Regions from separate parts of the Homo sapiens genome. Here regions 1, 2, 3, 5, 6 and 7 are each linked to region 4. Evidence: chromatin contacts called from ENCODE Hi-C or POLR2A ChIA-PET data. All regions are on one chromosome and are shown on one strand. Each heading gives the region's core, a stretch centred on a gene start or an enhancer-like site at or near the end of the contact. The rest is flanking DNA. Distances are from core to core; before and after follow the strand shown. Region 1 holds the start of POLR2H (RNA polymerase II, I and III subunit H). Region 2 holds the start of BCL6 (BCL6 transcription repressor). Region 3 holds the start of ABCC5 (ATP binding cassette subfamily C member 5). Region 4 holds the start of TRA2B (transformer 2 beta homolog). Region 5 holds the start of RTP4 (receptor transporter protein 4). Region 6 holds the start of EIF4G1 (eukaryotic translation initiation factor 4 gamma 1). Region 7 holds the start of VPS8 (VPS8 subunit of CORVET complex).

Evidence for each region. Hi-C counts contacts between places; a loop is a spot of excess contacts on that map. ChIA-PET counts read pairs that join two places held with the same protein, here RNA polymerase II (POLR2A). Pooled maps may share reads with other maps.
Region 1: a loop to region 4 is called in a map of B cell, with 21 times the contacts of the local background. The contact joins the promoter of POLR2H here to the promoter of TRA2B in region 4. A Hi-C loop is called at or near these places in 3 of 168 maps with a recorded cell type or tissue (B cell, heart right ventricle and naive thymus-derived CD4-positive, alpha-beta T cell), 4 of 37 single-sample maps with no recorded cell type and 12 of 50 pooled maps. POLR2A ChIA-PET finds 5 or more read pairs at or near these places in 1 of 52 experiments (OCI-LY7).
Region 2: a map of naive thymus-derived CD4-positive, alpha-beta T cell shows a loop between it and region 4 (4-fold over the local background). The contact joins the promoter of BCL6 here to the promoter of TRA2B in region 4. A Hi-C loop is called at or near these places in 1 of 168 maps with a recorded cell type or tissue (naive thymus-derived CD4-positive, alpha-beta T cell) and 8 of 50 pooled maps. POLR2A ChIA-PET finds 5 or more read pairs at or near these places in 5 of 52 experiments (CD4-positive, alpha-beta T cell, CD4-positive, alpha-beta memory T cell, CD8-positive, alpha-beta memory T cell and 2 more).
Region 3: a map of CD8-positive, alpha-beta T cell shows a loop between it and region 4 (9-fold over the local background). The contact joins the promoter of ABCC5 here to the promoter of TRA2B in region 4. A Hi-C loop is called at or near these places in 1 of 168 maps with a recorded cell type or tissue (CD8-positive, alpha-beta T cell) and 4 of 50 pooled maps. POLR2A ChIA-PET finds 5 or more read pairs at or near these places in 1 of 52 experiments (activated CD8-positive, alpha-beta memory T cell).
Region 5: a map of naive thymus-derived CD4-positive, alpha-beta T cell shows a loop between it and region 4 (9-fold over the local background). The contact joins the promoter of RTP4 here to the promoter of TRA2B in region 4. A Hi-C loop is called at or near these places in 1 of 168 maps with a recorded cell type or tissue (naive thymus-derived CD4-positive, alpha-beta T cell) and 7 of 50 pooled maps. POLR2A ChIA-PET finds 5 or more read pairs at or near these places in 2 of 52 experiments (HCT116 and activated naive CD8-positive, alpha-beta T cell).
Region 6: a pooled map shows a loop between it and region 4 (13-fold over the local background). The contact joins the promoter of EIF4G1 here to the promoter of TRA2B in region 4. A Hi-C loop is called at or near these places in 2 of 37 single-sample maps with no recorded cell type and 9 of 50 pooled maps. POLR2A ChIA-PET finds 5 or more read pairs at or near these places in 1 of 52 experiments (activated B cell).
Region 7: a map of B cell shows a loop between it and region 4 (19-fold over the local background). The contact joins the promoter of VPS8 here to the promoter of TRA2B in region 4. A Hi-C loop is called at or near these places in 4 of 168 maps with a recorded cell type or tissue (B cell, OCI-LY7, gastrocnemius medialis and 1 more), 3 of 37 single-sample maps with no recorded cell type and 12 of 50 pooled maps.

What each region holds. Positions count from the first base shown.
Region 1 is chr3:184,359,772-184,363,759 of GRCh38, forward strand. It overlaps POLR2H (RNA polymerase II, I and III subunit H), which reads left to right and starts at 1,939. Exons shown (of 6, transcript NM_006232.5): 1 at 1,939-2,375; 2 at 3,102-3,794. The coding sequence starts at 3,722. It overlaps CLCN2 (chloride voltage-gated channel 2), which reads right to left and starts at 1,834. Exons shown (of 24, transcript NM_004366.6): 1 at 1,646-1,834. The coding sequence starts at 1,708. LOC124906311 (a long non-coding RNA gene) reads left to right here and starts at 556. Exons shown (of 3, transcript XR_007096193.1): 1 at 556-986; 2 at 1,093-1,179; 3 at 1,448-1,540. RefSeq lists enhancers at 1-491, 3,829-3,948 and silencers at 1,609-2,198, 2,759-3,028, 3,099-3,368, 3,429-3,608.
Region 2 is chr3:187,743,861-187,747,410 of GRCh38, forward strand. BCL6 (BCL6 transcription repressor) reads right to left here and starts at 1,608. Exons shown (of 10, transcript NM_001706.5): 1 at 1,550-1,608. BCL6-AS1 (BCL6 antisense RNA 1) reads left to right here. Exons shown (of 2, transcript NR_173091.1): 1 at 1-184; 2 at 1,384-2,166. RefSeq lists an enhancer at 721-1,246.
Region 3 is chr3:184,015,808-184,019,579 of GRCh38, forward strand. ABCC5 (ATP binding cassette subfamily C member 5) reads right to left here and starts at 2,077. Exons shown (of 30, transcript NM_005688.4): 1 at 2,023-2,077. RefSeq lists a silencer at 1,645-1,814 and an enhancer at 2,295-2,474.
Region 4 is chr3:185,936,719-185,940,757 of GRCh38, forward strand. It overlaps TRA2B (transformer 2 beta homolog), which reads right to left and starts at 1,296. Exons shown (of 9, transcript NM_004593.3): 1 at 1,107-1,296. The coding sequence starts at 1,142. RefSeq lists enhancers at 518-727, 630-1,357, 768-1,227.
Region 5 is chr3:187,366,343-187,370,383 of GRCh38, forward strand. RTP4 (receptor transporter protein 4) reads left to right here and starts at 2,043. Exons shown (of 2, transcript NM_022147.3): 1 at 2,043-2,254. The coding sequence starts at 2,100. RefSeq lists an enhancer at 1,904-2,253.
Region 6 is chr3:184,313,173-184,316,616 of GRCh38, forward strand. It overlaps EIF4G1 (eukaryotic translation initiation factor 4 gamma 1), which reads left to right and starts at 1,434. Exons shown (of 33, transcript NM_198241.3): 1 at 1,434-1,502; 2 at 2,317-2,373; 3 at 2,591-2,684; 4 at 2,960-3,046. The coding sequence starts at 2,625. RefSeq lists enhancers at 857-1,357, 2,082-2,703 and silencers at 1,185-1,514, 1,535-2,244.
Region 7 is chr3:184,809,853-184,813,739 of GRCh38, forward strand. VPS8 (VPS8 subunit of CORVET complex) reads left to right here and starts at 2,314. Exons shown (of 48, transcript NM_001009921.3): 1 at 2,314-2,373. RefSeq lists enhancers at 2,132-2,181, 2,242-2,441.

The DNA.
Region 1 (3,988 bases), core at 689-3,188, 1.6 Mb before region 4:
TGGAGCTGCACTGAGCCCAGCGGTGGGTTGGGGGACAGCGGAGGCTGAGGATGGCTGGGCTGTGACTGTGGATGCTGGGGTGATGGGACGGGAGAGTCGCCTGAACCATGGCTAGACCTGCCAAGCTGGGCGTGTGTTGGGGGGCGGGGAGGAGTAGATTCTGGCTGCCACCCGCAGAGCTTCGGGACACAAAGGGCTCCTGTTGGGGCTGGGATGGGGGGGAGGGAGGGAGGGAAAGATAGAGACAGAGAGAGGGTGAGAGATAGGAAAGGGAAAGCAAAGAGAAGAGAGGGAACTAGAGAGGAGAAAGTAGAAGAGAAAAGAGAGGGAAGGCGAAGGGATGGAGAAGAGAAAGAAGGGGATGAGAGAGGAAGAAGTACGGAGGAGGAAGAGAATGGAGAGTATTAAGAGGCAAGCACGGTGTAGGAGGAGGGAGGTGAGAGTGGGAGAGAAAGACAAAGGGATAGGATGGTGAAGGGGGGCGGGAGCAGGCTGGAGCACAGAGTGCCCGGGACAGAGCTCGACCCTGAGAGCTCATTCCAGAGACAGCTGGAAGGGACGGAGATGGAGAGGTGGCTGGTGTTAAGAGGCACCATTTCAGAGGCCAGGTGCCTGGCTTCCTTGACCATGCTCCTATCCTGGTCTGGGCAGATTGGCAAGTGTCTCCTACCCCATCCCAAGGGTTGGCCCCTCTACCCTTGCTCTACTCCCACCTCTCCCTGACATCCTGATTCATCCAGCTACTTTCTCCTAACTGGGCACCTCCCAGACTTATAGCCTCTCCTCTCCAAGACGTTCCCTCCCTGCCACCTTCCTGGGCAAATTCCAGCCCAAGCTGGTAAAAAGGAACCACGGGCCCCTTCCTTTCCCTAGGGCTTGGGTCTTCCACCCCAGTGACATGAGGAGGGTCACGTGGCTTCTCAAACACCAAGTAACAATGGGGGCGATAAGTCAGCTCAGAGCCCAGGACCCCTGCTTCTAATGAGGTCAGGGGACACACCCTGGGGTGGGTGGGGGCTGGATACCCCGCATCAGCATAGACAAAGGTCCCAATTCCCACACCCATTCCTGCTTCACCCACCCTCCCTAAAGCTCCTGTCCCCCAGAGTGGCAAGCCACCTTTTTCCAGAGTCAACTGAGGGGCTCCTGGAGCCAACGCTGGGTGTGGAGCCTCCAGAGGTAGGGTCTGGGGCTGACCATCTTTCTACACACTCGATTCTATGCTTAGCATGGTGCCATGCACATGGCAGGGACACAGAGAATGTCTTGGGTGGTGGAGATAGTGGCGTAGAGAAAGTTCAATGGTGTGAATGGTGCCGCGGAAGGGGCAGTGGGGTGCTGAGACTTGGGCCCAGGTGGTGAAGGGGAGGTGCAAAGAAAACGTGCATGTTGTGGGGTGAGGGGAAGGACACCTGAGACAAGTACCTGGTGTCCTTGTCCTCTGCAGGCCCTCAGCCTCAGCCAGAAACCAGCATGCAGTTTTCCATCCCTTCGGCCCTGCAGCCTCAGACTTCCAAGCCTCAGTTTCCCCAGCTCAAAATGCTAGGACAGGATTAGGGTAGGCCCCTGGTCCTCGCGCTTCCCAGGGTAACCTGGAGCAGGGGTCCCGGAGCGCACTCCTGGGGCTCAGCTCAGCTTCACTTACCAGGGTCTGCTCGTACTGCAGCGCCCGTGGCTCCATCCCTTCCTCCGCCGCCGCGGCCGCCATCTCCGCGCACTGCCCTCTCGCCTCCCTCGGCGGTTCCGGCTCTGTCCTGGACTCGGCTCCCGGCCCGCAAAGTCCGCGCCGGCAGCCGTCCCGTCCCCGCAGCCCGGGAGGCCGAGAGCAGAGTGCGGCGGGCCCCCGGCGGGCGCCGCTGGCGCAGCCTCCCGCTCGCGTCCCCTCCCCGGCGGGCGGGCCGAGGGCGGTGCCCTCTGCGCTGCTCCGCCCGCCGGCCCATCCGGAGGGGACGGCCCAGCCAGGCTGGGGTCCGCGCGGGGCCTCCCGAGAGGCGGCAAGGGGCGCTGGGAAGGCGCAAGCCCGCGCCGGCTCCCTGCGGATGCCCGGGTCGGAGAGGGGCGCCCGGGAGGGGCGGGTCTACTGGCACGTGGAGGGGCCGGCCCGGGTTCGCGGTTCCCCGTGCCCAGGCAGGAGGGGCTGCAGACGCCTGAGCTCCGTAGGGGTTGGGGCTGGGGGCTGCGGAGCTGTCTACATCGGACTCCTCCGGGTCAGCCCGTTAGGAGCCGCCTCCCCTCTGCCCCTCCGAAGAGACGAGCGGCCCAGACAGGCCTGGGAAGGCCCCTCTGCCCCGTCAGGGGTGAAAAGCAAAGCTGGAAGGATTCGGAGAGGGTTGGGGCCGTCTTCCTCATCCTTCCTTTTCTCGGGGCTCCCGTGGGTAGGTGCACTTGGAGCAACCGGGCCTGCGGGGTGTGCGGGGGTGGAGGTTGGGGAGGGCACCGGAAGGGGTAGGCCGGAGGGAAGGGAGCTCCAGGTGCCGGGAAGTCTACTCCTGGGACGCGGGCGTGGGTCGCTTCTCCCTGGCTGGGCCCAAGGAGGAACCCAAGTCGCTGCTTCCATCCCTCCGCTTTGGGGGAACTGCCTGCTGGTGTTCTGGGTTCTCTATCAGGGGCTGGGGAAGGATAGAACAGAGGGCGGAGCGCGCGCAGGGTGGATGGGCAGCGTAGAGATAGTGTGAGAGGAGCGAGGGCAGCGCCCAGGAAACGCACAAGTGTGCGGGAGAGCCAGCACCAGGAGTAAGGGGCATTTGGGAGGCAGAGGCGGGGCTCAGGGGGCGGGAGCAGTGCCCGGGAAGGGGGGGCCTTGTGATAGAAGCCAGCACTCAGGAGGAAGGGCCAGTGTGAGGGAAGAGCTGGTATCCAAGGGACAGGGCAGTGCCAGGCTGAAGGGGCACGGAGGGGATCCGTGTCCAGGAGAAGGCAGTGGAGGGGGAACGCGCAGCACTAAGCTGGAGGGGTAATGCCCGGGGGAGGGGGGTGGCGGGAGCCCGGCTGAAGGGGCGGTGTAGGGGAAGAGAGCAGGGCCTGGGGGGAAGAGGGAGGGCAGTGGTGGGAGGGTGCAGTACGAGAGGAGGGGACAATGCAGGCTTTCCTCTTCTCCATAGCGACGTCATGGCAAATTCCCAAACTGGACGGATCCGGCTCGGGTTACGTCCAGCAGGGCCGAGCCGGCCCAGGCCGGCCCCGGGGTCCTCGGTGCCGGCTGGAGGGGCTGGGCACCTCTGGGGCGGGGTTCTGCTCCACCTGCCCTCGGCGCGGACTGTGCCCTCGGCGGGCACGCGGACCGGCGGGGTAGGGCTAGGGCCCGGCTTCTCTGGGCCAAGGATCAAGGTCCCTGCCTGGGTTAGGCCCCCACGCATTCCAGTCTTCGGAACCCGGCCTCTGAAGAGGGCGCAGTAGGGCCCCAGCGGAGCGCGAGAACCCGCTCTACAGCCTATTGCTTCCCCGCCCTGGGCAGAGCCACCTGGACATGAGACCCGCCCTCAATGCCGAAGCCTCTCGGAAGCAATCTTTCGGGACGGAAGTTAAGTAGCCCCGAGCGGGAGGCTGTGGCGGAAGTGGTCGCGTTACCGCTTGTTTGTGCGCATGCGCCACTCTCGTCTGGCCGCCGCGCTTTCAGGAGGTGCTTTTGGTTCTCTCCGGTCTTGTCCACGCTAGGGGGTGCACGTACTCCCAACTGTGGTCGCGCTCTCACCCCTTCTGCTGCTCTCGTGGCCCCCTCGCGATGGCGGGCATCCTGTTTGAGGATATTTTCGATGTGAAGGATATTGACCCGGAGGGCAAGAAGTTTGACCGAGGTAAGTAAGGTATGTAGGGGCGGTTTGGAGGAAGAGGCTAACCTCGCGGACATGCCCCTGGGCCCCGTGTCCACCCAGCTCTTGTGGCCTGCCCCTACCAGCAGGTCCTGGTGTAGGGACCTCCCTCAGTAAACATTTTATGGATGAGAAAACGGAGACTCCCGAGCTCTCTCTGGCTTCACGCATGCCGTGCC
Region 2 (3,550 bases), core at 358-2,857, 1.8 Mb after region 4:
AATCCAACCAACCTCGCAATCTATTTTTGCAAAATCACTCACAAAGATCTCCCTTTCGCGCCCGCGCCCGCTCCTCCCGCGCCGGGTCCCCTCAGCCACGGCCACAAAGTGCCCTTCTCTCCTCCTGAGTCTTGCACATAAGGAACGCGGGCTGGGGCTCTGTTCGTCTTTCTCCTCGCCCAAGGTAAGGACCTCGGGAATCTGAAGCCTGGCGTCCACTACGCTCAGGCCCGCAGTTCCCTTTTTACAGAGCTTGCACCATGGGAAAAAATAAAATAAAATTTAGGAAAGGGAGGCAACAGCCATTGGGAGCCAACACAGAGTCACGCAGCGCCCAAAATACAAACACCGCAGCGGCCAGAAATCCCGCCACCTTTCTCGTTCTCCCAGGCTGTCCTGTCGAGGTTCCCTGAGTCCCCCCGCACACTGAAAGGCATCGCAGGTGCAGTGCGCACCCCTTTCCCACCCACCCCAAGAAGCCCTGTCCCGCCATCAGTCTCTCTCCTCGGGATGAGCAGGGAGAGCGCGCGGAGGTTCCCGACTCCCTCGACTACAACCAAGAAAGAATAATTTTCAAAGTGTTCAACATCCCCGCCCCCAAGCTCCCCAAAACACAGGGGCAGGGAACACCAAAACACTCGGCTCTCATTAGGAAGATCACGGCTCTGAAAGGAAATAGTAGACACGATACTTCATCTCATCTGGATTTATGACCAAAAAAACAAAAACAAAAACCCAAAGAGTTCGCTTGCATTTTTTCCTTCCAAATCTCGGTTCGGCTCGAAGGCAGGGAATCTAAAAGACCGAGGCCGATGGAAGAGAGCCAGCGGGGCGAGCGAGCGGGCAGCCTCCCTTTTTGCCTCCCGGAGTTACCCAGAAGGACAGGGGAAGGGAAGGAAGAAGAGGCGAGGAAAAAGAGGAGGGAGGGAAGCGGAGGCCAGGAGCGACGGAGCAAGGAAAGCAGTTTGCAAGCGAGAAAAGAGGGAAAAAACACAGCCGCACGAATCCAGAGAGATCACAAGCCGTACGCAAGCAGCAGCAGAAAGAGCGAGAGCGCGAGCGCGCGTCCTCTCCGCGGTCTGGGGCCAGACAGCCCCCAGACTAGCCCGAATCACCCCCCAAGCACTGTCTCGTCCTCTCTGCTCCGGCCGCCCCCTAATTCCCCTCCTTCCTCTCCTCCACCTCCTTTCCAAAAACCAAAACAACACAAGGGAGGGTGGCAAAAGCCTCCCCAAACCGGCCGATTCACTCAAAGACAACAATAATAATAATAAATACATAACAATCTATATCCTATGGTGGGAGAGACGTGGGACTAATCTTCGGCATTTATTTTAACACCTGACAGCTAGAATAAATAAATATATACATTTATATCAATAGATACACATAGAAAACTTGGAGCCAAAGCATTTGGCAAGAGCGGAAAAAAAAAGAATTAAAAGGTAAAATAATGATCATGAGCAGCGGCGGCGGCAGCGGCACCAGCGGCAACAGCGGCGGCGGCGGCAGTAGCAGCAGCAGCGGCGGCAGCAACAGCAATAATCACCTGGTGTCCGGCCTTTCCTAGAAACTTCTTGCATCACCACTTCTAAGAACCCCAGTTCTAAGAATCAACAGAGCTCAATTCTCGGAATTTGAGCTTCGGACTTTACCACTGCTACGTGGCAGGGGAGGACTTGGTGTCAGCTCTCCGAGATTTTTACTGCCCCTGGCCAACCAAAAGCCCTCAAAGCCACAAGATTTTTTCACTGGCCGGCATATTTCGAGGTCCTCATAAGCAGAGCGTCTCGGATTTGGAGGTTCCGGTTCGAGGCTCGAGGGGCCTGAAGGTGGCTCTCCCTCCCCGGGCCCAAGACGATGGTATGGCCTGCTCCGCCACCATCACGTGGGCTCCTCCTCTGTGACGTCGGCGCCTTCGCTGTAGCAAAGCTCGGCCTCTGGAATTCTGAGAACTAATTTGCTATTCGGTGACATAAGAGGGGGAGTGCGCTTTGCTTTCCCGGGGTCTGGGGCTAATTCCTTCTTTCTTACCCATAAACTCAGCAGATCGAGCTAAATGCACAAAAGGGAGCGAGAGGTTTGAACCACTGGGAAAAGTATGTTATATATATAGTAGGGTTAGAGAGGCGAGTAAGAGAAAAATAAAATAAAATAAACATCACAGCTCTTTCCAACTAGAATATTAGGCACCACGAGAAAAATATTTGCCAAGCAGTTTTCGGTGGGTTCATTTGCTTTATTTTTATTTAGGACAGGGGTTTTTGCTGTTGTTCTGGGTTTTTTTCTTTCTGGTGTGGTGGCTTGGGATTTTTGGTTTCTGTATTTTGATGGTTTATGGATTTTTGCTTCTGATTTTTTGCCTTTTGCAAGTTTGTGGTGTTACGTAAATCACAGGATCGGCATCGGTTGGATTTTTTTGTACGTGCCTTTTCTTTCCCTATCTAATCCCTCAAGCGTTTTAAAGATGTATTATTTCAATACTAATACTATTGAAAGAAGCTTAAATTTTTGGCCATATGTAACAATCCCAGCCCCCACTTTTTTTTTTTTTTTTTCCTTTGGTGCAATTTTCTTTTTCCCCCTTGGACTTTTGCTGAAGTGTGTCTCTCCTGCACTTCAGAGAAATGTTCAAAGGATTTGTTTTGGTTTGGTTTGTTTCTTTCCAGGACAGCAAGTGGTGGGTTTAATCTGTTATTGTTGACTCTTGGGAAATTTCTTGTTGCAAGAAACGTGTGTGTGGGGGGGAGGGTGGGGGTGGCGGGGTGGTATGTGTGTGTTTTCTACAAAATTCTGTGAGCCAAATACCTGTTTGTGTTTTGTTTTCTCTTAAGGTCTTGAGATTTTTGTTTTCGAGGCTCGTTTCAAGGTCGTTGTAAAAAAATCTCTTCAGTCTGTGTTTAAGAGATCAGCCGGAGGGAATTCTAAAGGCCTGCCGTGCCAGTATCACAGATACTGCCTGTATTTAGAACAGACTGCCACAACTACAATGCACTACACGCAGCACAGTCTTCTTAGCTTTGAAGCTGAGTTGGGGGGTGGGGTGGGGGGGGGGTAGAGAAGAAGGAGAAATTCTTTCCTTCTCTTTTTCTCTATTACTTTCTTTTTAAAGGCAATTGCAGTGCAGAATCATTTCATTGTGGGTCCTAGTTTGTTTGTTCAGAGCTGCTAGTTTCCTTATTTAAATGTTGGTTCGGGTTTTTTCCCCTCCTACTCATCCCTGAATAAGGGAGACTCTTGTTTCTTTTATGTCTCTCTCTTAAAAGAAGGGTGTGAGGGGAAAATAATATTTCAGATTCCTCAAGAATTAGCCCAAAATGTTTGGACCAGAAGCAGCTTTCAAAGGTCAGGCTGTTCTGAGCCTTGGCTATGAGAGTCCTTCAAGCGACTTATTAAATTACAGATGAATTCTTAAAGCTTCCACAAAATCTCGTCACTTGTTAATTTCTAATAAAGATATGTCTAAAATAATCTACCTATCTCAACCCAAAATTTGGGTTTATAATGGAGGAGTGATCAGAGCTGTGAAAGATTGCTGTTTGCTGGGATA
Region 3 (3,772 bases), core at 827-3,326, 1.9 Mb before region 4:
GACCTGGCATCTGCCAGTGTCCCCAGTGTTGAGCTGTAGCTGTAGATCAGAGTAACCTTCTTACGGGAATCACGAAATTCTAACCTTCCCCTTCAAGGGTTCCCTAGCTTAGCTGATTATCTGGAAGAGGAAAAGATTAGTACTACCTTTTTAAAAGGTGGGGGTTGGGGCGGTGAGCAGTTTGAAACAGAGGAGGTCACTGGAACTCATCCACAATATGAAATGCCACATCAAGAAGAACACGAACATAATCTTAATTATCTAAGCACCCATGATAACCAAAGATTCTTTCAACCACTTTTATTTCAAAGGATGAAGTAGAATCAGTGGAGCACAGGAGCAGAGAGAGGCAGGGACAAAACGACTTCCCTGTTATGACACAAATAATGACTGTTTTGTGCCTACAGTGACTGCTGTGGTAGACACTGCTAAACTATCCTAAGGGACTAAGTTATTCTATGTATGAAGGGTGTGGGGAACAGTGTTCCATTATCTCTAACACACTCATCTCTACTTTCCTGGAAAAAGAGGCACAATCAGGAGAGCAGGCAGGCCCAAAGTAGGCACAAAGTTACTGTCTGTGGCCTTGAACATAAGGACACCATCGTCTGTGTATCTGGAACATAAAAGAGGGCACCCCACGTGGAGGCCGGCGAAGAGCTGGGAATCCTGACAGGTTTGGAAAGAAACAAAGCCCCAGTCTGAAGCAAGCAAGCAAGCAAGGATGGATCCCCAGGCCAGCCATTTTACTGATACTATTTATATTTCCCTATCTTCTCGTGTCCTCCTTTAAAGTTGTTGGAATATCTTTTTTAAATGCTCACTTGCCTCAGCTATCAAGAGAGGAAGAAAGAGAAGGGATTTTTGTTTGTAAAAAACAAACCTGTTGTCCAGACATGTACAAGGGTAGAAGCAGAATAATCAACGTGGGAGAACCCCAAAGAAGTGCCCAATAGGGTTGAGGCCACTTAGTCAGCTGCCCTTTTTTACCAAGATTCTCTTTCCACTGATAAAAGTGTAGACACTCTCCCTGCACAATGATACTGATTCAACTGCATGGCAGGAGGAGAGTTGCACGGGATTACCAGACTGGTGTGTGCAAGCTGCAGTCATCCCAACACTCATGAGTAGGTTTCCATCACCTCCAGGCCCTCAAGCTGCACGAGGAAGACACCACGCTAAAGGGATACGTATTTACCACACCCACTGTAATCCACTTGTTGCGTCTCCAAGCAGCCTCACCTTTCATACACGCTGCGGACCACAGTAAAACCTAGCCATCTCCTCCTCCAAGACCTCCTGAAACTTTCCCCGTCGTTCCTGTGCCCACCTGCCTCCAGCCTCTCCGTCTGTGCAGAAACCAAATGGCCCCTGTGTGATAAACACAAAGCCACCCGCGGCTCTGTGTGGCAGAAGCGAAAAGAGCACTGGATGACCGTGGAGAGATCTGGGCTGCGTTCCCGGCACAGCCACGGCTTTGCTGCGCGTGCTTATGTCACGTACCTCCATTTACCCGCTTGCAAAAACGAAGGGGATGACTTACTTCGAAGGTCGCTGGCGGCTCCGCTGCGGGTTGAGCAGGGTGCCCCGAGCCACCCGCTGCACAGCCTCCCAGGTGGGCGTTTCTCTCAGACCCGCTTCGCCTGGGATGCCCGGGCCCTAGGGCGTTCCCACAGCCCGCTCCGGCCTGCCCAGGCGAGCGCGACCCACACCCACGGCCCGCGGGCGCAGCGCCCCCTGGCGGCCGCGGCCAGGGACGTAGCCCGCGTCCCTGCCCGCTCATCCCGATCCTACCTGCCTGTCTTCCAGCACACGACCCCGTCACCAGACCCCGGGCTCACAGGCCTAGGAGGCGGCGGCAGGAGACCAGGGGGAGGCCATACGCCGTTCCCCAAGTCTCCAGTGTCCCCCGAACTGCTCGCAGCCCTGGCCACATCCCGCCACGCCCCGAGGAAATGCAAAGGGGTGATCCCCGTGACAACCGAGCTGGAGGGCAGGGGTGCGGCAGCAGCCATCACCTACCTGCGCCCCTGCTCCAGGACAACCGCGCCAGCCGCTCAACCACGCTCCCGAGCATGAGCCCTGCAGCAAAACAAGCCTTTATAGCGGCATCGGCCGCCACACCGCGCAAGCGCGCTGCACAAAGCATTCCCAAGGCTGAAGGGAACTGTAGTCCTCCTTCCGAGTGCCCAGGGCTGCGGACGCGGCGAAGGACTACATTTCCCAGAAGCGCCGGTGACATCCCGGGGGCGGTGCGGGCTGCCCCTCTTCCCACCGAGCTCCCGGCTCTGTTCCATCCTTCCCCGTGCCTCTGCGAGACTGTCTGGAATCTTCTCAGGGGTCGTGTTCCCTGGGGGAGGCAGCCGGGAGGCTTAACCGTGGCCCTGTGTTCGCACACAGTGCTGTTCGTAGGCAGAGCAGTCCCACCCTGCGTGGCCGTGTAGCTGCCAGAAAAGATCGTGAAGGTCATCGTAGCCCGCGTCTAACCCGTTGAGAGTCGTCAGGCCGGCCAGCCCCAGTTCTTATCTGTTGTGGCAGATACGATTGCTTGCTCATGGTTCGACCCTGCAGTCTGCGCAGATACCGCCTTTCTCACTTTAACACCAACTGCCCATCAATGTCTCGCTGCCTGGTCTCTAGATAATAAAATGCCAGGATCACAGTCTTAGAAGTGGCAAGAGCCTTAGAAATGTTATGCTAACTCATCTTCTTCTTTTTATAAATGAAACTGAAGCTCCCAGAAAGATTGATCCCTTTATTTCTCTGTTTCATCGGTACCTTCAGCATCATTAAATAAAAGCCACTGTTGAGTTCTTCCCTACCTTGTATCCGATGCTTTACATACCATTCTTGTTTCCTTTAATCTCCATTACAGCCCTATGAGTAGGTATTATGAGTTTTTTTTTTTTTTTAAGGAGTCTGGCTCTGTTGCCCAGGCTGGAGTGCAATGGCGCGATCTCGGCTCACTGCAGCGTCCGCCTTCCGGGTTCAAGCAGTTCTCCTTGCCTCAGCCTCCCGAGTAGCTGGGATTACAGGCGTCCGCCACCACGCCCGGCTAATTTTCGTATTTTTTAAGTAGAGACAGGGTTTCGCCATATTGGCCAGGCTGGTCTCGAACTCCCGACCTCAGGTAATCCGCCCGCCTCGGCTTCCCAAAGTGCTGGGATTACAGGCGCGAGCCACCTCACCCCGCCGTATTTTTTTTTAATTCAAAGATTAAAAAAGAAGAAGAAGAAGAGGAAGAGGAAGAAGGAGAAGGTAAAGTGACTTGTCCATCTTTATAACAGCTAGCTAGTTAGCTAGTGTGAAGACACTACTGTATCGTAAAGCAGCATATTCTTGCGCACGGATTGATAGACCAATGCAATAGAATAAAGAGCCCCCAAACAGACTGGTGCATCCATGTAACTTGATCTGTGACAGAAAACCTTACGAATCCGTGGGGAAAGCAAGAAGAGTCAGTAAATAGTACTGGAACAATTGGTTATACATATGAAAAAACAATCAGGGATTACCGCTTCATACCACACAGAAAAAACCCATTTCAGGTAGATCAAACGCTTAAATGTGAAAGGGAAAACTTAAAAACTTTTAGAAGAAGATAGGAAATATCTTTATGAACTTGGGAGTAGGAAAGAACTTTTTAAACAAGAAACAAAGAATAAAGGAAGAAAGATTGATAATTTTTGCCATATTAAAAGATGGCATAAATTGAAAAGATAAACCACAAGTTATAACTGACAAAGTTTTTGAATAATAAATATTCAAAATA
Region 4 (4,039 bases), core at 46-2,545:
AAAATCAATTTCTATGGTGCTTTTCTATCACCCTTCTAACAGATTCCTCTTAATTCTAGCAAGCCTCGTATGTTCGCATCATTCAATGCTTTCCGAATCCAATACCCAGAGCCCCACAGACCAGCTACGTATGCTGTTTAAACCCTAGAACTGTCTTGTTCCCGCAATTCAATCAACCCTCACTGAACACCTTTAAGAGGTGGAAACTTAAGGGAAAGAAAACTGTAGCCAACACACGCTGTGGTTCTAAGTATTAGAACGCCTCAAAACAAAGGAAATAACGGCGCCGTAAATGGTTGCCCGCCAATTTCTCCTTCACAATCCCGTGGAAATGCGATGTCCACAAAATCATCTTAACGACTTTGTGGTCTGTCCTAATAGAATACTGATACAGATTTTTGCCTGGGAAGCCCTTTCGGCATCAGAGAAAAGCGCTTCATTTAGGCCAAACACAAAGCCCTCACGCAATCCCCTCCACCTAACGGGCCCAGAACTTAGTCGGCCTTGGATTAGTTTCCATCTTAAGAGGCCCCAAAGACATCCCAGACTCCGTCCTTTCCGTGGAGGCAAAGACGGTCCTTCGTTAACCTAAACACCGGCCCAAAGACCCAAAAGAACGTCGTCTGTCCCCTTGCACCCCACCACGCGGCCTTACGAAGCGCGGCCCGCTGCGGGTCGGGTCCGCGTTGCCGCGCGGCTTCTCCGCCATTTTGTGCCTCTGGCAGCTCGCCCAGCCCGCCAGCCCAAGATGGCTGCGGCGGACCTTCGCAGGAGAGCAACGCCGAAATAAGATATCGCTCCCCTCCCCCAACACCGCGGGGACGCAGCGGCCATTTTCATCTTCCCCCTCTTATAACGGGAAAAACGGCCGTCTCGGGCAGAAGCCACATAAACCCGCCGGGGGCCTCCCTCCTTCACGACCAAAGGCACTAAGGCACTATCCACAAAGGCTTTTTTTGGTTAAATGCTGTCTCCCTTGCCTGCCCTCCCGGCTTCAGACTTCGGAGCCTAAAACGCCCCTGCCTCCTGGCCCGAGGCCGACGGGCCTAGAAAAAGATGCAAGGAGCTAGGACCACACAGCCACCCCCTACCGCAGCTCTACGTACCCGCTCGCCGTAGTTCTGCTCGCCGCTGTCGCTCATGACTCCTGGCTGCTGTCGCCGGTCGATGTGCTTCAATCGAAGCTGCCAACCTCTTGCACCTTCCTTAAGGAGGCTCCGCCGCAGCCCCGCACGACGCGCCGGTCGCCCAGCCGCTCAGAGCCGAAATGCTCCGCACCGCCTCCGCACGGGCTCTAACTCTACCGGATGTGACGCGGCGCTCCTTAGCCAGGCTCCTCCCCTCCCAGAAACGCGCGCTTTCTTGGCCTCGCCCCTCCTCGCTCTGCCTTTCCTCTCCAGCTGCAGCGCGTCCCGCACAGGAAGTGACGTGACCCCGCCCCTCGCAGGGCCCCACCCCCATTCACGAGCCTCTATGAGGCGGGAAAGCTAGCGTGTCGTTTGGCTGCTGTAGTGGGCGCCACGGAGCCACAGTGATGTCACCAGCCACTTCTGAATCCCTTCTAGAACTTTCCAGGGAACCTGCCGAGTGTGCAGGGAGGAAGGAGATGCTGTTTCCCCCAATCTCAATTCCTTTCTCCGCCTTATTAGTTTCTTGTTTTGTGTCTTTCCTTTGTTAGAGAAGTGAATGTTCGTACATTGGGTTCTTACTTAATTTTGTCTTACTTGTAGATATTTCCTTCCTGAATACGTCTTCATTTAAAAAAGGTCAGATCGGGCTGGGCGCGCTGGCTCACGCTGTAATCCTAGCACTTTGGGAGGCCGAGACGGGTGGATCACGAGGTCAGGAGATCGAAACCATTCTGGCTAACCCAGTGAAACTCCGTCTCTACTAAAAATACAAAAAAATTAGCCAGGCGCGGTGGCGGGCGCCTGTAGTCCCAGCTACTTGGGAGGCTGAGGCAGGAGAATGGCGTGAACCCAGGAGGCGGAGCTTGCAGTGAGCCGAGATCGCGCCACTGCACTCCAGCCTGGGCAATAGAGCGAGATTCCGTCTCAAAAAAAAAAAAAAAAAAAAAAAAAGGTCAGATCGGCTGGGTGCGGTGGCTCACGCCTGTAATCCCAGCACTTTGAGAGGCCGAGGCAGGCGGATCACATGGTCAGGAGTTCGAGACCAGCCTGGCCAACATGGTGAAACCCAGTCTTTACTAAAAATACAAAAAAATTAGCCGGGAGTGGTGATGCATGCCTGTAATCCCAGCCACTCGGGAGGCTGAGGCAGGAGAATCGCTTGAACCCGGGAGGCGGAGGTTGCAGTGAGCCGAGATCGGACCGCTGCACTCCAGCCTGGGCGACAGAGCGAGACTCTGTCTAAAAAATAAATAAATAAAAATAAAAAAGGTCGGACCTTAATACACAGGAATCAGACACAATCTCTATTCTAAAGTTACAAAGTAATGTGCTAGAACCGTTAAACACAATTAGAAAAAATGATTGTAAGTGCCAGAGGCATGTATAACTACAGGGGTGTCACAAGGAGGGAAGATTAATTCTGCCATTTCGTAAGAGAATATAGTTGGATTATAGTGAGAAGAGCCCAAGACCAAGTCGGATACTTTCTTTCTTCTTTTTTTTGAGACGGAGTCTTGCTTTGTCGCTCAGACTGGAGTGCAACGGCGCGATCTCGGCTCACTGCAACGTCTGCCTCCCGGGTTCAAGTGATTCTCCGCCTCAGCCTCCGTAGCAGCTGGAATTACAGGCGCCTGCCAACACGCCAGGCTAATTTTTTGTATTTTTTATAGAGACGGAGTTTTGGCATATTGGCCAGGCTGGTCTCCTGGGCTCAAGCGATCCTCCCACCTCGGCCTCCCAAAGTGTTGGGATTACAGGCGTGAGCCACTTCCCCCAACCCCCAAGTCGGATACTTAATTCCTCTACACTTCAGTCTCCCCATCCATTGAAAAGGTGGTACCTGGCTGATGAGGCACTTTGATACTGGTAAAGGGTCATTTGATTTTTTTTTTTTTTTTTTGAGACAGGGTCTCTCTGGCTCTGTCGTGCAGGCTGGAGTGCGGTGGCTCATTGCACCTCCCAGTCTCAAGTGTTCCTCCTGCCTCAGCCCCATATCCCCAACTCCTGATTTTTTTTAACAGCTTTATTGAGATACGACTCACCTACTATGCAGTTCCCTTATTTAAAGTGTACAGTTCAAATGGCTTTTATTCACAGAATTGTGCAACCATCACCACAATTTTAGAGTAGTCTCATCACATTAAGAAAAGAAACACTCATTAATAGTCATTTTGCATCCCTCCTCCTCTCCACTCCTCACAACCCTCCCAGTCCTAGGCAATCACAAATCTTTCTTTCTCAATAGATTAACCTATTCAGGACATTTTATATGAATGGAATCATATGGTATGTATCTTTTGTAACTGGCTTCCTTGGCGTACGTTTTCACGGTTCATCCATGTTGTAGCATGTACTACTATTTCATTCTTTTTCATTGTCAAGTTATATTCAGTTGTATGGATATATGACATTTTATTTATCCATTCATCATTTAATAGACATTTGGATAGTTTCCATTTTTTAACTTATGAATAATCCTGCTGTGAACATTCATGTACAAATTTTTGTACGAGCACATGTTTTTATCTCTCTTAGGTATACACCTAGGAATGGAATTGCTGGATTGTATAGTAACCCTACGGTTAATTTGGGGGGAAACTGCCAAACAGTTTTCCACAGTGGCTGCATTCATTTTACATTTCACACTGCCACCAGCAGTGTATGTGGCTTCCAATTTCTCCACATCCTCACCAATACTTGTTATATTGTATTAAAAAAAATTGACCAGGCGTGGTGGCTTATGCCTGTAATCCCAGCACTTTGGGAGGCTGAGGTGGGCGGATCACCTGAGGTCAGGAGTTTGAGACCAGCCTCAACATGGCGAAACCCCGTCTCTACTAAAAATACAAAGTTAGCCGGGCGTGGTGGTACATGCCTGTAATCCCAGTTACTCGGGAGGCTGAGGCAGG
Region 5 (4,041 bases), core at 793-3,292, 1.4 Mb after region 4:
TCATCTCATCTCAATCCCTTACCCCAAAATGGGAATTCTCTGTATCCTACCACTGAAAGACGGCCCCCACACCTGTGCGTATTTGCCCTTCCACATAATTTACAGAGTGGAGGGCAGAGTTTGATAATCCCTTCATGCAGCTGACCTCCTGCCTCAGGACCCAGGAAATCTCCCTACGGTTCCTCTGACACTGGCTCCAGTGTGCCAGCCTGGAACCTGAAATGCCATTCTCAGCTTCTCTTCAGGGAGTGAGGTGGGCGGACACATGGCAGGTTTTGGAGTCACACAGACCCGGGTTCAAGTCTCACTTCCACTGCTCGTTAACTGAGGGGATTTGGACAAAGTACCCCAGCTTTCTGTGCAGTTAACCTGCAAAACTCCAAGAATAATCCTTCGCGGGACTGGTGAGGATACATGGGGTGTAGGAGATGAGCATTAAACACGTGCTCCCCTACGCTGCTCCTAACCTCCCTGTCTCCACCTGGGTGTGAGCATCTGTGGGGGCAGGAATTGTTTCTTAGCTACAGGATACTCTTTTCCCAGTGCCAAAAACAGTGCTTTTGTGTCCGGAATTGGTGGGTTCTTGGTCTCACTGACTTCAAAAATGAAGCCACCGACCCTCATGGTGAGTGTTACAGCTCATAAAGGCACAGTGCCCAGAGTTTGTTCCTTCTGATGTTCGGATGTGTTCTGAGTTTCTTCCTTCTGGTGGGTTTATTGTCTTGCTGGCTCAAGAGTGAAGCTGCAGACCTTCCGGGTGAGTGTTAACAGCTGATAAAGGCAGAGCAGACCCAAACACTGCGCAGCAGCAAGATTCATTGCAAAAACCAAAAGAACAAATCTTCCACCACGTGGAAGGGGACCCGAGCCGGTTGTCAGTGCTGGCTGGGGCAGCCTGCTTTTATTCTCTTATCTGGCCCCACCCACATCCTGCAGATTGGTCCATTTTACAGAGAGCCAATTGGTCTGTTTTACAGAGAGCTGATTGGTCCGTTTTGACAGGGTGCTGATTGGTGCATCCACAAACCCTGAGCTAGACACAGGGTGCTGATTGGTGCATTTACAAACCTTGAGCTAGATACAGAGTGCCCATTGGTGTATTCACAATCCCTTAGCTAGACATAAAGGTTCTCCAAGTCCCCACTAGACTCAGGAGCCCAGCTGGCTTCACCCAGTGGATCCCGCCCCGGGGGCAGCAGGTGGAGCTGCCTGCCAGTCCTGCGTGTGTGCCCGCACTTCTCTGCCCTTGGGCGGTCGATGGGACCAGGCACCATGGAGCAGGGGGTGGCACTCGTCGGGGAGGCTTGGGCCATGCAGGAGCCCAGGGTGGGGAGACTCAGGCATGGCGGGCTGCAGGTCCCGAGCCCTGCCCCACAGAGAGGCAGCTAAGGCCCAGCGAGAAATCGAGCTCAGTGCCGGTGGGCCGGCACTGCTGGGGGACCTGGCGCACCCTCCGCAGCTGCTGGCCCAGGTGCTAAGCACTTCACTGCCCAGGGCTGGGGGCCTGCCGGCCGCTCCGAGTGCAGGGCCCGCCAAGCCCACGCCCACCCAGAACTCTAGCTGGCCTGCAAGCCCTGCATGCAGCCCCGGTTCCTGCCCGTGCCTCTCCCTCCACATCTCCCAGCAGGCTGAGGGAGCCGGTTCTGGCTTTGGCCTACCCAGGAAGGGGCTCCCACAGTGCAGTGGCTGGCTGAAGGGCTCCTCCAGCGCGGCCAGAGTGGGCACCGAGGCCGAGGAGGCTCCGAGAGCGAGCGAGGGCTGCGAGGGCTACCAGCATGCTGTCACCTCTCACTTTGCCTATTATAAAAAATGAGAGAGAGAAAATAAAAGCGAATTTATATGTGACCCCAGAATCTAGAACAGAGCTCTTTATCTCTCTCTCAGCAAGGCCTATTAACTAACACAGTTTTGCTGCTGTCTGTTTTCAGAACAAAGACTTGTTCTGTGTACTCAGACAGTCTAAAATGAAGGTTGAAAAAAACAGCTCATGTCCATACACAGAAACAGAAACTGAACCGAACACCGAAACTGAAACTGTTTGTCTCTTCCTGAGAAACGAGCAAACCTGAAAGCTACTCTCTCAGCTTCAGAGGGAAAAAATGGTTGTAGATTTCTGGACTTGGGAGCAGACATTTCAAGAACTAATCCAAGAGGCAAAACCCCGGGCCACATGGACGCTGAAGTTGGATGGCAACCTTCAGCTAGACTGCCTGGCTCAAGGGTGGAAGCAATACCAACAGAGAGCATTTGGCTGGTGAGTGTGGGTTTCCCAGGCAATAGCTCTTCTGAGAAGAGAGGCTCAGGCTCAGCTTAGCATGATTTATTCCTCTGAGAGCTTGTTGAAGGAGTAAATGTCACCAGGGCCTCCATCCTATTGTGGTCATAGTACTCTTTAGGGTCGACATGATAAGACGACTCCAAACCTCCATTTTGTTTAACTGCTGGAAGTTTCTTCTTTTACTAGGTTTCCCTCCGTAAATATTTCTGGAAAACCCTGGAGAAGGCTCCCTATTCCATAAATTTTCCCTTCTAGTTTCTCACCACGTCATTTGTTCCAGACTACCTCTAGAGTCTTTTGCAGTCTCCCCAGCAGTCCTGACCAGCTTCCCCCAGCTGCACCAGCTCTCCAAGCCTTGGCACTGTTCAGTACAAGCCTGGGACGGAGCCTTTTTTTTTTTTTTAAATATCTTAAGAATTGGCTAAGATCAAGCAGTTACTCTGAACATTGCTTTACTGAAGGCCTGGGGATAATAGTATAGAATGATGTTGCAAAAACTAAATCTAAAACCCAGTTCATGGAGTCACCAAGTAATACTCCTCCCTTACTCACCACTTCCCTCTTTAACCCCCAGCAAGCCTCCAGGTTGCAGGAACCAGTTTCCTTGACCATGTTAGGAGGGTGAGAATTGCTGACCTGGATAATCAAATTTATTTTTAAATGACACACAGGACCTTCGGTATAGTTTTCATCTGACCTATTACTCAGCTTGCCTGCCTGCCCCATCCTGCCTCAGGTATGGCCTACTCCATTCCTTATGGACTATTAGCTATGCCATGCATCTTCAGACTTCCACACTCTTGTTCATGGAGTTCTGCTTGTTCAGCAGACCCTCCCCTCACCCCTCCCTGCTCATCCTTCAAGGCCCACTCTAGTGCCTCCTCCTCCTAAAAGCATTCTCTGGTTCTCCTAGGCAGAGTAAGTATTCCTTCGTATACATTCCCATAAGATAATGGGATAAGATAAAATATATATGTATATGTATACATAAATGATATATAATTATATATACATATGTACTATGTATTTCAGAATAATAAATTTATAAATAATATATGTATTATTATATATTGTATCAAATACAGTATATGCTTATTTTTAGCTGCAGAATCTGTTGTTTAAATAAAGCCTCCTAAACGTCTCCAGAACAGTTCTCAAGTCACTTGTCAGAGCCCGTATAGCAGTCATGTTGCTCTGCTTTCTAATCCAGGGAAATGTGTAAATATTTCTGTCCACACCAGCCAGAGCTTTTTGAGGGACTCATGATGTCTTACAACGTTTTGGCACTCCTCCAAACAGAAAGAAGGTGTTTCTCCTGTTGGGATGATTTGATTTGATTGTCATTTCGAGATCGGAAAAGCAACCTACCAGTGTACTTTTGGAAAATATCAATCAGCTTTTGAAAAGCATTTTGTAGTTTACAAAGTGTTTTCACATACATCGTCTCTTTTGATGCTGCCAATATAACCCTTGAATTTTTTTTTTATGGATTCAAACAATGAGGGTTATAGAAGGGAAGGGCTTTGCCCAAGGTCTTCCTGATGTAAACTGGATCTTCAACCCAGGTATGAGGGATGCAGTCTGTTTCTCCAGGTGTGAGAGATTAGCTACACTACTCACCAGAGGCAACGTGTTACAGCAGGTAAATGAGTTGAATTTCAGATGGCCTGAGATTAGCAGCATGCCTCTAACATTTACCCTGTGTGTCCTTAAGCAGGTTGCGTATCCTTTTCATGATTCAGTTTCCTTATCTGGATATTGGG
Region 6 (3,444 bases), core at 184-2,683, 1.6 Mb before region 4:
GTGACCCCGTGATCCGCCCTGACCCCGTGATCCGCCCGCCTCGGCCTTCCAAAGTGCTGGGATTACAGGCGTGAACCACCGCGCCCGGCCCATGATCCTTTTAAACGACAAATCTCATACTACTTGCCTAGTTAGAATGTTTCTAACTTTTTAAACGACAAATCTCATACTACTTGCCTAGTTAGAATGTTTCTATCCTTTTAATTTCCTTTGTTATAGGCCTTTCAAGGACCTAATCTAAATTCTTTTCAAAGCCTGCATAATTCGTGTTGTATCACGATTTACTTAGGCAGGACTGAGTCTTTAATTTCTTTTTTTCTTTCTTTTTTTTTTTTTTTGAGATGGAGTCTCACCCTGTCGCCAGGCTAGAGTGCAGTGGCGTAATTTCGGCTCACTGCAACCTCCGCCTCCCGGGTTCAAGCAATTCTCTGCCTCTGCCTACCGAGTAGCTAGGACTACAGGCGTGCGCCACCAGGCCCAGCTAATTTTTTGTATTTTAGTAGAGACGGGGTTTCACCATGTTGGCCAGGATGGTCTAGATCTCCTGACCCCGTGATCCGCCCGCCTCGGCCTCCCAAAGTGCTGGGATTACAGGCGTGAGCCACTGCGCCCGGCCCATGATCTTTTTAAACTACAAATCTCATACTACTTGCCTAATTAGAATGTTTCTATCCTTTTAATTTCCTTTGTTATTGGCCTTTCAATGACCTAATCTAAATTATTTTCAAAGCCTGCATAATTCGTATTGTATCACGATTTACTTAGGCAGGACGGAGTCTTTAATTTCTTTCTTTTTTTTTTTTGAGATGGAGTCTCGCCCTGTCGCCAGGCTAGGCTAGAGTGCAGTGGCACAATCTCCGCTCACTGCAACCTCTGCCTCCCGGGCTCAAACAATTCTCCTGCCTCAGCCTCCCAAGTAGCTGGGACTACGGGTGCGCCACCACGCCCGGCTAATTTTTGTATTTTTAGTAAAGACGGGGTTTCACCATGTTGGCCAGGATGGTCTCGATCTCTTGACCTCGTGATCCGCCCACCTCGGCCTCCCAAAGTACTGGGATTAAGGTGTGAGCCACCGCGCCCCGCTTATTTTTTTTTTTTTTTTGCCGAGACTTTGATTTCAGTTTCTCAGCCCTCAACCAGCACTTCGCCTTGTACTTAGCATGCACTCAATAAATGGTTGCTTAAAATATGAATGAACTAAAGAATCGCGGAACAGAGAGAAACACAGAGGGGAATCGGTCTGGGAGTTTCAAAGTTCGGGAGGGGACACGGGGGCGGGCTGTGGCTGTCACGTGACGGGGCGGGGGCAAATCCCATGTGCTCGGCGGCGCAGATCGCCCGGCGCGGCTCCGCCCCCTGCGCCGGTCACGTGGGGGCGCCGGCTGCGCCTGCGGAGAAGCGGTGGCCGCCGAGCGGGATCTGTGCGGGGAGCCGGAAATGGTTGTGGACTACGTCTGTGCGGCTGCGTGGGGCTCGGCCGCGCGGACTGAAGGAGACTGAAGGTAAAGCCGCCATGTCCGGGCCCGACCCGGCCCCCCCACCCCCTCCCCCCGCATCCGCCGCCATCCGGGCCGGGACCGGCCACCCTGCGCCGCCGCCCCGGCGCCCTGGCCCCGCGGCCCGACCCAGGGCCCCGGCCCGCCAGGGTCCCGATCCCCGGCCCACGTGTGCCTGGCCCGGCCGGGCCTGGCTGCTGGGTGGGGGTGGGGAGCGCAGGGCCGGACTATGCGGGCCCCGCGGGCTGGTAGGGCGCCGGGTTCGTCGCCGCGAAATGCCACCTCGGCCTGACCCGAGGAGGCCCGGCAGCCCACGGGCGCAGGCACCACGGCTCCCGGCCCGCCGCCCCCTCCCCCCTTCGCGGCCAGGCCGCCGGGAAGTGACACGTTGTTCTTTGGCACTGGCCCGCGCTGCGCAGGGAGGGCGCAGGGGAGGGAGGCGGTGGCGGCGGGCAGGGAGGAGCCCCCGGCCCCGCCCGCCCTCCGGGCCGACCCTCACTTGCCTGAAACCGGCTCCTCGACGGCCGCCGCCCGCCTGGCCTTTTAGGGCCTGACTCCCGCCCTTCCTGGCCTACACTCCTGGGCGGCGGCAGGCCTAGCTTCTGGCCCAGTGCGGGTTCCCCGGCGGCAGGCGTATCCTGTGTGCCCCTGGGCCAGGCCCGAACCCGGTGTCCCCGGGTGGGGGGTGGGGACGCCACGGCCGAAGCAGCTAGCTCCGTTCGTGATCCGGGAGCCTGGTGCCAGCGAGACCTGGAATTTCCGGTCTGGTTGGTCTGGGGCCCCGCGGAGCCAGGTTGATACCCTCACCTCCCAACCCCAGGCCCTCGGATGCCCAGAACCTGTAGGCCGCACCGTGGACTTGTTCTTAATCGAGGGGGTGAGTGAGGGGTCTGTTTCAGTAGGTCAGGGGTTGGTTGGAAGTGATGCGGGTTTGACAGCATGTTGGTGGGGACAGGCTGTATCTTTTCTGCTTCACCCTCTTGGCATCTCTGGGACTCCGTATGGGACCCAGCCCTTGCATCAACCCTTTCACCGCCCCATTTGCCTTAAGCTTGGGTCCCTTCCTCTTCCTGAGCGCCACTCTTTCCCAACAGGTGCTGGGGGGACCCTGATGTGGCACCAAATGAAATGAACAAAGCTCCACAGTCCACAGGCCCCCCACCCGCCCCATCCCCCGGACTCCCACAGGTAATTAGGGAGGAATTAGCAGGGGTGGGGGTGGGGGAGACCAGGCAGTCTCCAGCCTCTGGATCTTCCTACCCCCATCTGTGTCAGGGCAAAGTGCAGCCGCCTGCTGCCAAATTGAGACAGGGCCCCTGGGCTGTCCCCGGGGGCTGTCACGGGGAGGGGGTATGTGGATTGTTAAGGCTCTTGCCGCAGATCTGCTCCCCTTATTTCACCAGCTTGGGTTTCTGCCCCACCTGGGCTTCCCCTCTTGCTGAACTCTGGTCTCCCCTCTTCAGCCAGCGTTTCCCCCGGGGCAGACAGCGCCGGTGGTGTTCAGTACGCCACAAGCGACACAAATGAACACGCCTTCTCAGCCCCGCCAGGTGAGGGGCTGTGGGGAGGGGAGTAGGGGACCTGGGTGGGAGCAGTGGAAAGCTTTGGCCAGTTTAGGTCTAGGATGGAAACTGGAGGCCCCATACCTGGCCTTAATCCTCTGTGTTCTTTCATGCGGCTCTGCGCCTTGCCCTGTTGATTACTCACGGTGGCTGGTCCCTTGGATAGTATGTTGTCAATGAGGGTGGCATTACTGGGATCCTAGTGCCTCTGAGAATTGGGGGCAGTGCTTTGGGCCCTGCTGCCAGCTCTTGCTTTCCTATTTGCTCCTTTTACCGGAGGCTGCTATTGCTCTATTGCTCTCTCTGCTTTCTCTTTGGACTGTGGTGAGGTAAACACTCCAGCTGGTCCTTGCCTTTCTCTGTTCCCCAGCTTCTTCCTTACTAAG
Region 7 (3,887 bases), core at 1,064-3,563, 1.1 Mb before region 4:
CAGCCCTGGAAAGGATAGCATTTGAGATTACTTCCTGCTGTGAACAGAGGTACATAAAAGGGCTGTTACTTTGGAGAGGTCTCAGAGTCAGTCTGGACCATCCTAAAATATTCTTTATTATAAGTTGAAATCTGCCTCTCTGCAACGTCCATACACAGGTCGTAGGCTTGCTTTCTTTCTACAGCTATTCAGAATAAGTCTATGAGTGTTGCAGAGATATTTCAAAAGGGTCAGTTTTTTAAAGTAATGGCAAAAACCGCAATTACTTGTGTACCAACCTAATAGCTACCTTTCCACTGCTCACCCCTATGACCCTGCTCTCCCCTACTTCTGCTAATTTCTTTTCCTCTGGATACTTTCAAAAGTTCTCTGTCACACAGGCTTTCTGGTCTCACCAGCTTGCTTATCCTTCTGTAGACAGTCTCTAGTTTAATAGCTTTACTAGAAAAATGTGATATTCAGAACCAAAGGCCGGTTTCCAGCCTTCTAAAGCACAGCTATCATCTTGCCACTCCTCTGCTCGAGTTCCTCTGGAGACTCTCACCAGAAGAGCAGAACACCCCAGCTTAGCGTGCAATGTCTTCCTGGATCTGGTCCTAGCCTTTCCAGCCTCATAGCCCACCACATCTCTAATACACACTACACCAGTGTCTTCAAACTATGGGTTGCTCTGCATCACTGAGTACTGAAATGAATTCAGTAACCAGCACTTAAAAAAAGAGAATAGAATAGAAAATACCAAGTTGCATTGTACACTCTAAGGGCAATTACTGTTTCAGCATATCTATCTATCTATCTATCTATCTATCTATCTATCTATAATGCACACTCACACATATGCGCATACTGTGTGTGTTTTTATACTAGGCCATGGCTGAAATGTATCTTTTTTTTTTTTTGAGACGGAGTCTCACTCTGTTACCCAGGCTGGAGTGCAATGGCACAATCTTGGCTCACTGCTGCAACCTCTGCCTCCTGGGTTCAAGCAATTCTCCTGCCTCAGCCTCCCGAGTAGCTGGGACCACAGGTGCATGCCACCACACCTGGCTAATTTTTGTATTTTTAGTAGAGACAGGGTTTCTCCATGTTGGTCAGGCTGGTCTTGAACTCCTGACCACCTGCCTCAGCCTCCCAAAGTGCTGGGATTGCAGGCATGAGTCACCGCACCTGGCCTGAAATGTATTTCTTACTGTGAGGGATGATTAAAAGAAGGTTGAAAGCCACTGGCCACACCACGGCTACATCAGGCCAATAACTAGTTCCCAAACTTGCTTTGTACTGCCTTTGATCCCACCCTTCCCTCAGCTAGGCATTCTCCCTGCTCTCTGCTACTGAAATCCTTCAAGGCCCTGACAAGATACCACATCCTTCCTTGAGTGTTTCACCCTTTCCCCCTGTCTGTGCGAAAATGGTGGTTCAATGTCTTTCTTTATATTACTCAAAACAGCCTGCCTTGTATTTTGTTATGTCTGTACACTGAATTCTTAGAAAATAAATACCTGGAGGACAGGGCAACACCTTCGGGTCTTCTGAAGGCCCAGAAGTCTAGTGAACCTAGCTGATGCTCAAAAATGTCTGCCCAACCGAATATTTTCTGTATCTCCTTCCAAGAGTATCTTCTGGTGTTCTTCCTCCTGTTTTCTTGACCTATATAGCCCCCAGCAGGCCTAAAATCTGTGTCCTGGGGCTAATGTTACGTACAGTGATGACTCTAGAAACCAGTCTGTTCTGAAAGCTTTCACCTTTCTTCAGGAGCGATAAGAGAAATAAGCATACGTTTTTGTTCATTTTTCAGATGTTTCCTTTATTTGAGACTATGTTTCTCCTGTATTTTTGGTGTTAAGATGTATTTTGGGGAGCAACACTGATGATATATTACAAGATAATAGTTGGTATTTTAGTATGTGTGTGCCTATTGTACTTATTTGACACAATAAATAGGCAATTCTGAGTTCATCTTTTAAAAAAAAAAAAAAGTTAAAAAAAATTTACTGGTTGCAAACTCCAAAAGGCAGGGAATCAACTTCCCTTCTGGGCTGGCTGCAAGTAAGTTCACTTTCTTAAAGGAGGAGCTTTCTCCTCTCACCTCAAGGACTGTTATTTATTTGTCTGCGCTACTCTTTCGACGTTTCCATTCTCTTGGTCCTCAAGATGTGAATCACCCATTTTTTCCGTAGGGGGGAAGACGGCGTATCTCTGGCCCTTTAAATAGGGGCGTGGTGAAGAGGCGCGGACCGCCCAGGAGGGGGAGCAGTGCGAGGAGGAAAGCGGAAGCGCTGCCCGCAGTGGTAGGTAGTGCGCGTGCGTGAGGCTAGAGCAGTGGGTGCGGTCACGTGGGCCGGCGGTCCACGGCCGGAATGGCAGCAAGCTCAGGTAACGAGTTTCCAGAGAGCGGGCCCGTGGAAGGAGACAGGATTGAGGGGCCGTATTCAGGGTAGGAGGAGAGCGCGCGACAGGTCTCTGAGCCTCGGCGTCTCCTCCCCGCGCGACAGCGGCGGGACCTCGGGGAGCGAACAGAGCAGCCCCTGACGGGCTAACCGGACCCGAGCCACGGGCCGGGCGGGGTTGATTCTCGAGTGGAGGGGCGTGTCGTACGTTGGCCCGGAACTGGGTCGGGCAATTTCCACTTACTGGTTCCAAATGAATGTGAAAATTCAAATGGGCTTAAGTAAAAAGGGATTTATTGGCTCCAAACCTGGAAGGGGCTGAGGTATCACTAAATCCAGTGACTCCGGTGATGTATTTGTGTATCTCTCCCTTTCTGCAAAGGGCCAGTAACCCCTCAGTTCCCTATCTACTTTGCGACTATAATTGCAAGCCTCATTCTGTCCTGTTACAGTCGTGCGGCAATTAGGCTGAGGGACTGGCGCGCCCGCTCCCCCGACTGTGAGCCTAGGCGGCGGGTGTCATGCCCCTCCCCACTCCCGGGCGGAACAGGTGTGTAGCCGGTCTGTCGGGCCTGGGAAACAGGTGTGGACCCCTTTAGCCTCCAGGGACTGATATCAAGGTGCCTGAGCCTGAGGCTTAGATGGGGTGTCCACCTCTTAGGATCGGTGCGCACCCTGTGAGGCTGGTTCCAGTTTGTCTCCGCGTGCAAGTTGTGCACCAGAGTGAGGGCAGCAGGGTGAAAGGTGGGCCTCTGAAGTTCGAGGCTACTCCTGTGCCTTGGCCAGTTCTTTGTGCTTGGCATCTGGGGAAGGAGGGAAACAGCTGCTCAGAGTGTCTGGGTGTACAAAATGGGGGTGCTTTACAGGAGGATAGGGTGGGAGGAGGTAGGATCGGTGAGAGGTTCCATGGCCGTGGGTTATCAGGAATAGCTAGCTGGGGAGCCTTCTTTAAATAAGCAGGCCCCCTCCACTTCTTAGATTCTTGTTAGAATGAATAGGAAGGCTTCTGGCCTCTGCACCATCCACCCTCTACCATACTCTACTTTCCCCTACTGAAAAACCCCAAAACCCAAGCAAAACAAGCATGGATGTTAGCTTGTGGTGCTAAACCTTACTCCAAATGTCTGCATTTGGGAGACAATTACATGTTAATTGTCTGTGTATGTCTATGTCTGCCTGTGTGGGTTTGAGGTATATCTAATATAAATGTGGATGGAGAATCTGCATATGTTTGTGTAAGACGTGGGTTTGCTCATGGTTAAATTTAAGCACAGAATAGGTATTGAATCCTCTGGCAATAGCTGGCCTGTTCCATAGAATATGCAATAAAGATAAATGGAAAAAAAATTCGTTGAACTACTGGGCTTTATATGGTCAAAGAGGCATTTGTGAGAAAATTCTTTCCAGAGCTCTAACAGAGTAATATGTTGATTTTTTCTTTATATTTAATATATTTGCTTCGTATCTGGACCATTGTCAGCAGATGGATGTTTTCTGTCT